Linked DNA regions of Homo sapiens: region 1 is linked to region 2. A link is an interaction called in ENCODE POLR2A ChIA-PET data of the cell type or tissue named here. Cell type or tissue: Panc1. All regions are shown on one strand.

Region 1 (2,500 bases), 310 kb before region 2:
GGAACACACTTTGGGCTTGGCCTGAAATGAGAGGGAATGAGGAAAACTGGGTAGAGGGCAAGGATGCTCCAGCCTGGTGGCTCTGCTCTCCAAGAGGAAGGAATAGAGCTTTAGAAGTGTGGATGGCCAGAGTTCAGGGCAGCCTGGCTCCCAAGCCTACCTAAAACAACCATCCCATTCCTAGACCCGTGGATTGAGGACTGGGCAGAGATGAATCATCCATTCCAGGGAAGCCATAGGCAGACCCCAGACTTCGGGGAGCACCTGGCCTTGCTCCCACCCCCACCTTCTTCTTTGCCTCCTCCCATGCCTTTTCCCTACCCGCTTCCTCAGCCCTCGCCACCTCCCCTCTTCCCACCCCTGCCCCAGGATACCCCTTTTTTCCCAGGCCAGCCCTTCCCACCCCATGAATTCTTCAACTATAATCCAGTGGAGGACTTCTCGATGCCACCCCACTTAGGTAGGTGCTTCTGCAGCTCCCCCACCCTCTTGTACCTCCCCTTACCCAGCCTCCTATGCCTAGGTGAGCTGAGAGGAGTTGGGTAGCTCCTTGTGCCCCTAGCACTGGGTTTGGTCACAGCAGTCCCTGAGTCTGAAACATCATCTGTAGGTTCATTAATCAGCTCACTGGTTGTCACTGTTTCACCGTCTGAAGGTAGGGGAAGGACTATCCCTTTTTTGTAGATAGGGAAACAGAGAAGCTCACCTGGAGGACAAGAGTTGCTTCAAGGCAGAGCTGCACTCACTCTGGCCAGAAGCCTGCTCTTATAATGACTGGTTCTTTTGTAGGATGTGGCCCTGGAGTGAACTTTGTGCCTGGCCCTCTGCCACCTCCAATCCCTGGCCCTAATCCCCATGGTCAGCACTGGGGCCCAGTGGTCCACCGGGGGATGCCACGCTATGTTCCTAACAGCCCCTACCATGTGCGGAGAATGGGGGGGCCCTGCAGGCAGCGGCTCAGACACTCAGAGAGACTGATCCACACATACAAACTGGACAGACGGCCTCCTGCCCATTCGGGGACATGGCCTGGGTAGACTGGATCTTGGGCTGGGACTGGATGTGCCAATGGCCCTTCAGGGCCTGCCTGGCACCTCAGGTACTGGGCTAGGGTGTCTGCTATGCCTGGTATTGTTCTTGTCCATTGCTGTCACCAATAAAGGCATGGAAGAACAGAGTGACAAATTCCTGTGTGCAGTGGGTATCCCAAACCATGATCTTAAGATTGGGGGAGGTTGCCTCTGGGCTTTGTCCAACGTGGGGCCTTTGACCCCACACTATTTAGAAATCATTGAATGTGCCCTCCTGTCTCATACTTAATTCTACCCTCACCAGAACATGTGTATTTAACAGAGATCCTGGAGGGGTCCCCTATTGTCAGCACCTTGGGGAAAAATCAAGGGCTAAGTGGAAATTGTTAATATTTTGTCTGGAATTTTGGGTCTGGCTAGTTCTTACCTATACCTCCCGGTCTCATGCATTCATGTGTATATTCGTTATTCATCTACCTCCAAAGATACGAAGATGCATAAACTTATCTTGCATAATTCTTGGCACATAGTGGACACACAGTAAGTGGTTGGAATGAAACTAGAAGCTCCCAAACCCAAGTGGGAGACGTATTCGAAACTTCTTCTTTTTTTTATTTTTGAGATGGAGTCTCACTCAGGCTGGAGTTCACTCACTGCAACCTCTGTCTCCCGGGTTCAAGCAATTCTCCTGCCTCAGCCTCCCAAGTAGCTGTGACTACAGGCGCACACCACCACACCTAGCTAGTTTTTGTATTTTTAGTAGAGAAGAGATTTCACCATGTTGGCCAGGATGAGGTAGATCTCTTGACCTCGTGATGCGCCCACCTCAGCCTCCCAAAGCGCTGGGATTACAGGGGTGAGCCACTGCGCCCGGCCTCTATTCGAAACTTCTAACTTGATTGATGAGATGTGCAGTGGAAGGAAAGAGAACACAGACCAACCGCTTTGGTGCTGGTGGTGAGACAAAAAAGGAGCTGAGGGAGACAAAATCCAAGGTGGGTGCCAGGATAGGGGTGGTGGTAGAGACACTGTTTTAAGCTCCATGCAGAAGTTGAAAGCAGGGAGGTATAGGATTTCAGCTTTAACAGGTAGTCTTGATCCTAGGTTCATGACTGTACAAAGAACGTCAGTAGTGGAGTGTGAACTAAAATGTGGGGTGGTGTGAGGGATGGAGCATGGCAGTGGACTGATAAGTGATGTGAGGGCAGAAATATAAGGTAACATGAAGACCCCGTAAATAATTTTGAATTAGAATGGATAGAAGAGAAGGATGCAGAATTCTTGTATTAACTTTCCATACTTATTAATGAAATTTTACCTTGTTGAAGGACATAACATCTCACACAAAAGGAGATGGAAATAGCAGACCAGAAAAGTGTTGATCCTTGCTAGCCATCTACTAGACTAAATGCAAATGAAGGGAAGCTAATGAATCAATACACTGGTGCTGGAAACTGACACAGACAATG
Region 2 (2,500 bases):
AATCAGTTGAGCAGCCCACGCTGGTGCTCTGCCTATGGAGTAGCCCTTCTTTATTCCTTTGCTTTCTTAATAAACTTGCTTTCACTTTACTCTATGGAATCGCCTGGAATTTTTGCCCAAGGTCCAAGAACTCTCTCTTGGGGTCTGGATCGGGACCCCTTTCTGGTATCAGTAACACCTTTCTGGTTAATATTCTCAGCCATGTGTGCGCAAGTCCCTCTAAGGCCAGAAGCACGGAGAATGGCTCAGGGTTTGGGGCTTCATCGCCCCTGCGGTCCCCGAACCCTTTCCCCCGACCCCCCGGAGGCCTCGGGGCTGTGCCGAGGGACAGGGGCTCCGGATGCCAGATGCTCTCCATCCTCACCTTCCTATGGAAGCTTGGAAAAGTCAGGTCTCTGAGGCCACTGAAGCTAAAAATTGGGACTTCGGTTTGGGGCGGCAAGCGGGGAGTCAGCCTACGCGGGGTGGCGGGTGCGGAGGGAACGGGGACTCGGCGGCCGGCAGCCTGGGGCGGCACTACGGCGACAGATCGGGACTCGTTCCCTTAAGCGCGAGGTGGGGGCTTAGCCTCTGGTAGGGCGGGTGGGGATTCGGCCGCCGGCGGCGTAGACCATCACTTAGTCTTGGAGCGGAAGGCCGGGTTAGACCTAGGATAAAAAATGCTGAATTCCTTTTCTGGGGGGAAAACTGCGGGATCCGCCTCTGGAGGAAACAGCGGGGCTGAGCCCCTCGGGGAGAGGCGGGGACTAAGCCTCAGGAGCGGGAAGCCGGGAAGCGGGGATTCCATTCGACTCCGGAGAGGGGGACTCCGCTTTCGAATGGAGAGCCGGGACCTTGGCGTCTGGGCCCCGCGGAAGATCGGGAGCCAGCGGGCGCGGTGGCTCACGCCTGTGATCCCAGCACTTTGGGAGGGGGAGTTCGAGACCAGCCTGGGTGACACAGCGAGACTCTCGCTCAAAATAAAAATAGTAAGAGGGAAGGGCCAAGGCAGGGAGGGCGGGCCTGTTGCAGCGCCGGGGCTGGGGTCCGGGCTTCGGGTCGTCCCTGCACCTGGCTTCCTTTCTGAAAGGCCTCCAGATCCTCTGCGAAGGCCCCCTGGGCTCCCCCGGCGGGGCCCGCAGCTCTCCCCCGCGCTGAATCTGAGGAACTGGGCCCGGAAGCTCGCGAGTCTCGGTCCTGGCGGTTCGGGCGGGCGCCCCCTGTTGGCCAAGTTGGGACTTGCCATTGCGGCAAAACCTGCGATTCGGGGCAGGGGCAGGCAGTGGGGGGACAGCCTGGAACCAGAACGCGAAACCCAGCCTCACGGTAAGAAGTGGAGACCTAGTGGACACTAGCAGGTATGTGTGAAAGCAACCTCAAAATCACACGTTCTCTGCCAGGGTAAGCATTTGTTGTGAGTTAGAGCGACTTGAGATGAATTTAAGCAGTATAATTTATCTGTCTCTCTCTGAGGCAGGGTCTCCCTTTGTCCCCCAGGCTGGAGTGCAGTGGTATGATCATGCCTCACTGCAGCCTCGACCTCCCCAGCTCAAGCAGATCCTAAGCCTCCCAAGTAGCTAGGAGCACAGGTGTGTGCTACCATGCCCAGCTAATTTTATTTTGTAGAGAGACAGGGTCTTACTATGTTGCCCAGTCTGGTCTTGAACTCCTGGGCTCAAGGGATCCTCCTGCCTAGGCCTCCCAAAGTGATGGGATTATGGGAGTGGGCCACACCAGCTATCCTAAGCAGTATTTTCAAAGAGGCTCAGAATCACACTTCGATTTTTTTTTTTTTTTTTTTGAGACGGGGTCTCTGTCACCCAGGCTGGAGTGCAGTGGCACGATCTCAGCTCACTGCAACTGTTACCAGAAAGGTGTCCCATCCAGACTCCAAGAGAGGATTCTTGGATCGTGTGTAAGAAAGAAAGAATTCTTAGCCAGGCGTGGTGGTGGGCCCCTGTAATCCCAGCTACTGGGGAGGCTGAGGCAGGAGAATCACGTGAATCCAGGACGCAGAGGTTGCAGTGAGCCAAGATCGCACCATTGCATCCTAGCCCAGGCCAGAGTGCGAGATTCCGTCTCAAAAAAAAAAAAAAAAAAAAAGTACACATAGCTATGGAGTGGGGTTTAGCTGGAAAAGGTGACCTTGCAACTTCAAGTCAACTTCTGGCTCCTCAAACAGTAGGATGGCAGTAAGGCAGGGAAGTTGTTTTCCCATTTCTCACTGAGAAGATTGTGAATATTTCCATATGGATTTTCTATTATAAATGTTACTCTGATTCTTTGTTTTAAAATAAAAATTCTGAATGTAAAAAAAAGAAAAAAAAAGGAAAGAATTCCCTGCGAGTCCATAAAGTGAAGGTAAGTTTATTTAAAAAAAAAAGGAATAAAAGAGTGGCCACTCCATAGGCATAGCAGTGGCATGGGCTGCCGGACTGACTATACTTATAGTTATTTCTTGATTGTATGCTAAACAAGGTGTGGATTATTGATGAGTTTTCTGGAAAAGGGGTGGGCAATT

The links. Peaks named below come from ENCODE experiments on the same cell type or tissue, not always from the same donor. Only the 100,000 strongest peaks of a DNase experiment are listed, where the experiment ranks them.
Region 1: POLR2A ChIA-PET joins it to region 2 with 11 read pairs; 2 of 35 experiments call an interaction of 5 or more read pairs at or near these places.

What each region holds. Positions count from the first base shown.
Region 1 is chr20:2,833,999-2,836,498 of GRCh38, reverse strand. It overlaps PCED1A (PC-esterase domain containing 1A), which reads left to right. Exons shown (of 8, transcript NM_022760.6): 7 at 185-460; 8 at 790-1,185. The coding sequence ends at 1,037. Among named protein-coding and RNA genes, the nearest start is that of PCED1A, 5.4 kb to the left of the region's middle. In Panc1, no CTCF peak of the experiment used is centred here; no DNase peak of the experiment used is centred here.
Region 2 is chr20:2,523,260-2,525,759 of GRCh38, reverse strand. It overlaps a transcript of ZNF343 not described here. Among named protein-coding and RNA genes, the nearest start is that of TMC2, 12 kb to the left of the region's middle. RefSeq lists a silencer at 946-1,115. In Panc1, a CTCF peak has its summit at 1,200 (motif pointing left); a DNase peak (open chromatin) is centred at 1,279; H3K4me3 peaks cover 1,591 bases; H3K27ac peaks cover 643 bases.